Linked DNA regions of Mus musculus: region 2 is linked to region 1. Evidence: chromatin contacts called from ENCODE POLR2A ChIA-PET data. All regions are on one chromosome and are shown on one strand. The core of a region is the stretch at or near the end of the contact, and the rest is flanking DNA. Distances in the headings are between cores, read along the strand shown.

Evidence for each region. ChIA-PET counts read pairs that join two places held with the same protein, here RNA polymerase II (POLR2A).
Region 2: POLR2A ChIA-PET joins it to region 1 with 12 read pairs in embryonic stem cell. The contact joins the promoter of Ints3 here to the promoter of Slc27a3 in region 1. POLR2A ChIA-PET finds 5 or more read pairs at or near these places in 4 of 5 experiments (Patski and embryonic stem cell).

Annotation. Positions count from the first base shown.
Region 1 is chr3:90,387,925-90,392,039 of GRCm38, reverse strand. Slc27a3 (solute carrier family 27 (fatty acid transporter), member 3) reads left to right here and starts at 2,102. Exons shown (of 10, transcript NM_011988.3): 1 at 2,102-2,868; 2 at 3,141-3,350; 3 at 3,554-3,712. The coding sequence starts at 2,250. Ints3 (integrator complex subunit 3) reads left to right here. Exons shown (of 30, transcript NM_145540.3): 30 at 1-660. The coding sequence ends at 12.
Region 2 is chr3:90,431,451-90,435,565 of GRCm38, reverse strand. It overlaps Ints3 (integrator complex subunit 3), which reads left to right and starts at 1,930. Exons shown (of 30, transcript NM_145540.3): 1 at 1,930-2,762. The coding sequence starts at 2,616.

The DNA.
Region 1 (4,115 bases), core at 853-3,352:
GACAGTGACTGAGGCCTGGATCCCCACCCTGCCCCAGCCTGAGAAAGGTCCATGCAGCCCCACCTCTCCTCTCCTCCCAGGGCCTCCAGCTCTTTTCACCCCCTCTTCACTGCTGCTCCCACTGGTAGGTTCTCACAGCAACCAGAAGCTGTGCAGAAGCAGATCATGGTGGAAGTCCTTTGCCGCCGGCTCCTCCCCAAGTCTCCGAAGAGCCATTTGGACAGAGAAAGGAGTGATGAAGAGGCTGCTGGGCAGAGGAGCTGGGGTGACAGCAGATGCTGTGTGAGTGGGCATTTCCCCCTGCTTCCTGTCAGTCTGCATTTGTAGTCTGTGGACGGTGGTCATTACACCAGTGTGAAGTGGGCATCTGACCTGGTGTGGGCGGTGCCCATCTGGGCAGATGCCACAGCCTTCAGAAAAGAACCCAATGGCAGCGTGAGAGGCTCTTGCTGCACCTGGGATGCTTGGGTTGGCCCGGCATTGGCACTTCAAGCTGAGCCAGAGCCCAGGGGAGTCCTGGAGGCAAGTTCCTCAGAACTGTCAGATGGCCTGATTTTCTGTGGTTCTGTTTTTGCTTTTTCTTTTGGCAAAGATAATCGAGTTTTAAATTGTTTTTAAGTGATAATGAAACAAGCCAGAACATCTTTTGTGCCTGAGTTGACATCTCTGTTCGTCCTGTGTATATAGGCGCCTCTGTTTAACTTGTACCCCTCTCCCCACTACACAATGTCTCCAGGAGGGACTTGGCTTTGATCTGAGATCCTTCCCACTAGAGTGAGTCAGACATCTAACCTTTCCACTTAGAAGCTGATGCTGGCACCATCTCCCTGCAGGCTGGCTGGCCTTGCCCATTGCTTCTCGGGAACTTCATCTTTAGGAGGTGGGGTGGGGTGGGAAGGGGAGGGGAGGGGTTACTTAGTAGATAAAAAACTTGCCACACACGAATGAGGACCAGAGTTCTATGGTGGCTTGCCTATGATCCCAGAGCTCAGAAGGCAGAGACTGGGTCCCTGGAGTCAGATGGCTGGCTAGCTATCAGTGAGCTCAGGGTTCAGCTGAGAGAGCCTACCTTGACGAATGAGGTGGAGAGTGATCTAGGATTCCTGACTTGTACCTTGGGCCTCCACCCCATGAATACACAAGTGCACTCAAGCGTGCACATAATCCACACACCTAAGACCTCCATATCCTCCAAAGCCAGCATTCGCCCCTCACTTTAGTAAGTGCACTGTTCCCAGGGGTTTAGGCAGGGAAGGGTGCTCTACGTTGAGTTTTGAAGGAGAGAGGATGAAAGCTCAAATGCCAGGGCAGGAGACGCTCTTCCAGTCTGACTGCTTACTGTCCCCATATAGCAGCAGAGGATAGTCCCAGATCATGCTTTCAGCTTCCCTGTCCAGGGACATTCGATGCCTTGCTGAGGAGAGGTAAAGGCTAGGTTTAGTGCACACACTCCATTGATTCAGCCTGGACATTTTCCTCTTCTGAGAATCCATGCTCTTTTAAAGCCACTACTTTTGAAACTCTAAACCACCAAGAGGCCTCTTTTTTCTTCCTCTTCCCATCCCCAGTTTCCACTGCACCGATTAAAACCAGGATGGGAAACATTTGCTGCCTGGTCCCAATTATTGTATCCTTGCCTAAAATGAAGGGCTTCCCTTCACAAGTCTGGCAGATTGGCCTCCACCTTTCCCGTAACTTAATTCTCAGGCTCCCCCACCCATTCCCTGGGGGGTTGCTATTGCTGCTGGTAGCTGGAGGCAGCTGTTTTGCCCAGACTTGCAGACCCGACCTGGCCAGGGGCCAGATTCTTCAGTCGCCTTAGGAAGAGAGCAGTGGTACCATCCCATCATGGGTGACAAAGAACAATCAAAGGATTGAATGGCTCCAGGACCAGGACTATAAGCCAGCCAATAGCTTAGGTGGCCATGAAAATGCACAGCTGTGGGGTTGGAGGGTAGGCACCTCTTTGGACCCGACAGGCTGCTGGCCACCAGCGGTCAAATTCCGGAGCGTGTGCGCCTAGGGCGGGGCCTGGGTTGTGGGGAGGGCCGGGCCGCCCCCGACTCTCGCACTCCTGGCTCCCGCGCCACACCGCAGAAGCTGGGTGGGAAGGGCGGGTGCCAGCGCACGCGCGCCACGTTCCCGGGAAGAAAGGTTGTCCGAGCCGGACCAAAGCTGGCTTAGTGTTTCAGGAAGGACCACCTGGAGTGTGTGTGAGCTGCTGGGACGGACTAGAGGAAAAGGGCACCATGGCGGCCCTCCTGCTGCTGCTGCCCTTACTCTTGCTCCTGCCTCTGCTGCTGAAGCTAGACGTCTGGCCTCAGCTGCGCTGGCTGCCGGCCGACCTGGCCTTCACAGTTCGCGCCCTCCGCTGCAAAAGGGCCCTTCGAGCACGCGCGCTGGCCGCAGCGGCCGCCGACCCCGAAAGCTCTGAGAGCGGGTGCAGTCTGGCCTGGCGTCTCGCGTACCTGGCCCGGGAGCAGCCGACACACACCTTCCTCATCCACGGCGCGCAGCGCTTTAGCTACGCGGAGGCTGAGCGCGAGAGCAACCGGATTGCTCGCGCCTTTCTGCGCGCACGGGGCTGGACCGGGGGCCGCCGAGGCTCGGGCAGGGGCAGCACTGAGGAAGGCGCACGCGTGGCGCCTCCGGCTGGAGATGCGGCTGCTAGAGGGACGACCGCGCCCCCTCTGGCACCCGGGGCGACCGTGGCGCTGCTCCTCCCAGCGGGCCCGGATTTCCTTTGGATTTGGTTCGGACTGGCCAAAGCTGGCCTGCGCACGGCCTTTGTGCCCACCGCTTTACGCCGAGGACCCCTGCTGCACTGCCTCCGCAGCTGCGGTGCGAGTGCGCTCGTGCTGGCCACAGGTAAGGCTGCGAGCCAGAGAGGGCGCGCCTGCTCCCTAGACCCGAGGTGCAGAAGTGAGTGGGAATAAGAAAGAGGCCTGGGTTTGGGGAGGGATGTGCTAGACCCAAAGAATTCTTAAGCCGTCGGATTACAGGTCCCAGGCAAGACGTGGGATCCCCACATTGCCACCCTCACCCTAGAGCATTGCACAAGGACAGAGCAAACCAACCAGGTGATGGAAGGCTTTAGAGTAGCTGGAGAACCTCGAAGCTGGGTTTGCCTACCCTTGTAGAGTTCCTGGAGTCCCTGGAGCCGGACCTGCCGGCCTTGAGAGCCATGGGGCTCCACCTATGGGCGACGGGCCCTGAAACTAATGTAGCTGGAATCAGCAATTTGCTATCGGAAGCAGCAGACCAAGTGGATGAGCCAGTGCCGGGGTACCTCTCTGCCCCCCAGAACATAATGGACACCTGCCTGTACATCTTCACCTCTGGCACTACTGGTGAGGACTGGATACAATACTTCTCAGACACTGAGGCAGAGGGTGGCAAGGTCTGGGGAGAGGACTGGGACGCTTGTCACTTTCAGATCACCCTGGACACCATCCCAGGCACAGCTTCTCTCCTTCCAGTCCCCAAAATACCTATTTTTCCAGGACACAGCTCAGACCCTTTTCCTGACTGTGCCCCTCTTGCCACCCTTCAGGCCTGCCCAAGGCTGCTCGAATCAGTCATCTGAAGGTTCTACAGTGCCAGGGATTCTACCATCTGTGTGGAGTCCACCAGGAGGACGTGATCTACCTCGCACTCCCACTGTACCACATGTCTGGCTCCCTTCTGGGCATTGTGGGCTGCTTGGGCATTGGTTAGTCTCTCTCCTTGGGCATTATTCAGTTTCTCACATATTCCCTCTAGCACAGTGGTTCTCAGCCTTCCTAATACTGCAACCCTATGTCACAGTTCCTCAGGGTGTGGTGACCCCCAAACCACAAATTACTCCGTTGCTGCTTTGTAACTGCAATTTTACTACTGTTATGTAGGCATATGATATGGGAGTCAAGAGAGTTGCAACCCACAGGTTGAGAGCCACTGAGCCACTGCTCTAGCAAGTGCTGAAGTGCTGAATCTATGCCAGCCTTGCCAGGGAGTTGTCCTGAATCCTAGGTAGAGTGAGGCATTCCCTCCTGTACAGTAGGAAATGTCACACAGTTCAGAGCCTCAGGGCGAGCCACTGTGGAGGCTGCATGGTTCAGAGGGAACAAAAGAGA
Region 2 (4,115 bases), core at 681-3,180, 44 kb before region 1:
CTCCTCGCACTTCAGGACAAACAATTTTTACATTGTTCCATCTCTCCAGCAATTCACTCCTCTTTCTTCCTCTTCCTTTATTATTATTATTATTACTATTATTATTATTATTATTGTTTTTTTTTCAAGACAGGGCTACTCTGTGTAGCCCTGGCTGTCCTGGAACTCACTCTGTGGACCAGGCTGACCTCGAACTCAGAAATCTGCCTGCCTCTGCCTCCCAAGTGCTGGGATTAAAGGCGTGCGCCACCACTTCCTGAGTGAATGCAGCTTTGCAGATGGAAGGCAAGCACCCCAGCGCCAGCCCCCACTACACTATACAGTGCTTATTTAAAGATGCTATAAAGCACAATTGTGGTGGTGCACACATGCAGTCCTAACTCTTGAGAGGATCAGGAAAGTCATCCTTACCTACATAGGAACAAGTGTCTCAAAAAACAATAAATGAATTTTTAAAATTAAAAAAAGCACATGGAAGTTCCCTGGCAGGGCATTTACCTATTTTGAATTCCTGAGTTCAATCATCAGTACCACAAACAAACCCAGTACACTTCAAAAAAAAAAAAAAAATGGAAAGAATATTCAGTATTATACATCTTTTTTCCTTCCTTCTTTTCTTTTTTCTTTTTTTTTTTTTTTTTTTGTTTTTTTGAGACAGGGTTTCTCTGTGTAGCCCTGGCTGTCCTGGAACTCACTTTGTAGACCAGGCTGGCCTCGAACTGAGAAATCCACCTGCCTCTGCCTCCCGAGTGCTGGGATTAAAGGCGTGCACCACCACGCCCGGCCCTTTCTTTTTCTTCTTTCCATCCAATACATGTGTCCCGGTTATATTAAGCTATTGTAATGACTTGTTTGTAGTTCCGAGGCTGAATCAGTCCTTTACCTAGAAGTTATTCAAAGCTTACTCAGGAGGATTGTAGAATGCCAGAAGTGTATTTGGAGATCGGCCAGTCCGGGTCTTATTTTATTTGTAATTAGGATACAGAAGTCCCTGGGAGGCAGAAAGAATGCCACAAAAGTGAGGCCAGCTTGGGTTCAAGAGTGCTTCACTCCCAAAACAGTAGCTATGGAACTTGGAATTCTTCCAAGGACATTGTTAACAATTTACCTGCCCACTGGCCTTGAAAATGGATAGTGCAGGAAAATAGGCCTATATCTACAAATGGGGGACGGAAGGGGAACATGAATTTGATGGGCCAGCTTCCCACGTATTAGGATGGCAGGCATATATTACCACACCCACCTTAGAGCTGTGGACAGCAATAGGCTCATACGCCTAAAAATGAAAAGTTCTGTTGAGAGACGCACGGTAAAAGAACTCTCATACAATCAAGCCCTACTATGATCACAACAAACCACAACTCTCAATGGATTGTGTGTGTGTAAATACAATAGGCTTCAGTGACATTTGTCAGTCCCAGAGTCTCAAAAGACGAGGTCCCATCACTTAGTAAACTGTGTTAAAGCGAGTGCTGGTACGATTCTAACTATTTGGTTTGCACTAGAGAATCAATGCACTTTTTTTGTTTTCAAATTGTTACTAATAATTGCACACCCAAGAGCTCATACAATCGGCCGCGTGTAGCATTTTTAGTTCAGGAAGTAGCTTCAGACCCTGAGGGCGTTTGCTACGCGACTGCGTAGGGGTTGGGACTCGGCAGCTCCTTTTCCTGAATAGACACTTATGGGCTAGGTTTCCATCCTCCCAGCCTACTACCCAAGGACAACGTTCCGAACACCTGTAGGGAGTGGAGCAAGAGGGAAACGTCGCGCATGCGTGTTGGCGCGCGCAGGCGCAGCCCGGCTTTTTCCGGATCGCCCAGCAGTAGCACCCACTCCGTACCTCCCGTCCCGCCTCCAGATGCAGAGGAAGGATGCGATTGGGCACACTTGTTGCCCGTCAGACCAGACTCAATTCTTCTCCCTACAATTGGCAGCCCGGGAAAAGGCCAGTCCGCCGTCGTCGGCTTACTCCTTAGAGACCTGGCGCCACCGCGGAAGCCGCTATTGGCGGACGCCCGGGACCGCGACTGCTCACTTCCGGCGCCGGCGACGACTCTGCCCGCTCGGGCACTCTCAGCCTCCCCCGCCCTTCCACCATGGCCGCCTCTGTGTGGTGTGGGGAGAAGCTGGTCCTCCCATAGCGCTCCTGCTGCATCCTCACCCGCTAGGGGCCGGATTCCAAGGAACCGCGTTTCCCAATCCCGCCGGGAAGGTTTCCCACTCCCAATTCAGGGCCAGGACTCCTTCCCACGCCTCGAGAGGCAGAAACTTAGGGTTTCCCCTCCTTTCAGGATAAGAAGCCAGAGGGTTTCCCCCTCCACTTCTGCAAGGGTGGCAGCCTTGCCTATCTCCCTGCAGGACACAAGACCCTTAGTCTACCATACTTCTGCGCAAAAGCTTTGCCCCAGCCCGGCCACTCCTGAGGGAGCATCTAGAGAACCCGCGCCTTCCCCCTCCGCAGGAGAGGAGGCAAGAGTGCGGAAAGCCAGGCCTGTCGGCCTCCCTCCCACTTGTTCCTCTTGCTCCTCGTCCTTGGCAAGCCAGAGTTCTCCATTTCTAGGACTTAACACCCGTCTACTCCCTTGACCTCTTCTGGTCTCTTGGCTGCAGCCATGGAGTTACAGAAGGGAAAGGGGACCGTAGCAGCTGCTGCATCAGGAGCAGCGGGAGGTGGAGGAGGAGGAGCGGGAGCAGGAGCCCCAGGAGGGGGGAGGCTGCTACTTTCAACCAGTTTGGATGCCAAGGATGAGTTAGAGGAGGTAGGTGTGGGGGGTGGGGAAGGGAGTAAGGAATTGGGTTGAGGAGGGATGCTGGATCGCATATGGGGTGGGGGTGGGGAGAAAAGGCCTTCAAGTTTATTTTATTTATTTATTATTATTATTATTTTTTTTTTGTAAGGCAGAAACATTGCTCTTGCTTCCTGCTTCTGGAGGAAGAAGTGTGGGTCAATTTCCTGGACAGGTTGCCCTAGTAACAGCTGCCGCTATTAAGAAAATGGGTGTGAGGGGTGTTGGTTACAGAAGGGATGTAGCATCAGTACTGACCAAAGTTATTTTCATTTCTTCCCACATACACACCAATAGCTATCTAAAATATCCACCCTATTTGAGAGTGTTAAGTTGAAAAGTATATATGTGTTTACAGGCAGGTGTCTGAGGATTGGCAACTTCCTACAGACTTGGCCCCTCTTCTTAGATGGTATCATTGACTGTGTGTGGATACAGACACTTGTCAGTGATTTTAACCGAGCATTTATAGAGTGAGTGAAGACTTACAAGTAAGTAGTATCTAGTTTGGTAATATCAGTCATAGCAGTGGGGTGAGCCAGTATATAGGGGACTGCTTTCCTTAGTACCAGAGAGTACATACACACACGAAGGAGAGGTACGGGAGGCAGAGGCAAGTGGATCTCTGTGAGTTTGAGGCCAGCCTGGTCTACAAAGAGAGCTCCAGGACAGCCAGGGCTACAGAGAGAAACCCAGCCTCAGAAAACAAAACAAAACAAAACAAAACAAAACAACGACAGGCAGACACAGAACATGAGTGAGGAGGCTTGTCCCTTCCTTTTCTTTGCTTGGTCTCACCCTGTGCTTGACTAACTAGAGATGATCTGTGTAGCCACTTCCACAACTTACACACAGGAAGACGTACTTAGGATGTAGGACAGACGGAGGCATGATTGTTGAACTGTTTGTAAAGCCTAAAGCATTCAGTTCCATGGTTACCCAAGGATAGGGGGAGGAAATGAACAGGCCCTGTCCCCTCACTCACAGGCTGTTTCCCTGACACTATGTCACAGTCCTTTATCACATGCCAGAGTAGGCAGGTAAACTCAGAGTTGAAAAAATGTGAGATTGCCTTGCGTGGTGGTTCCCATCTGTAATCCTAGCACTTGGAAGGTTGAGTCAGGGAGAAAGAGAGAGATAGACTGAGAATATGAATGAGGATGAATGGTGAGTGTGTAGAGAGTTCTAGGCTAGCTGGGGCATCATTAGCTAGATCTTGCCATCAGAAACAAAAGGCAGAAGAAGAAGATACAGTAGATCGCAAGATGATGGCACATACACACAAAAAGAAACTTTATGGGCCTGCACTAGAGGCAGAGGAGTATC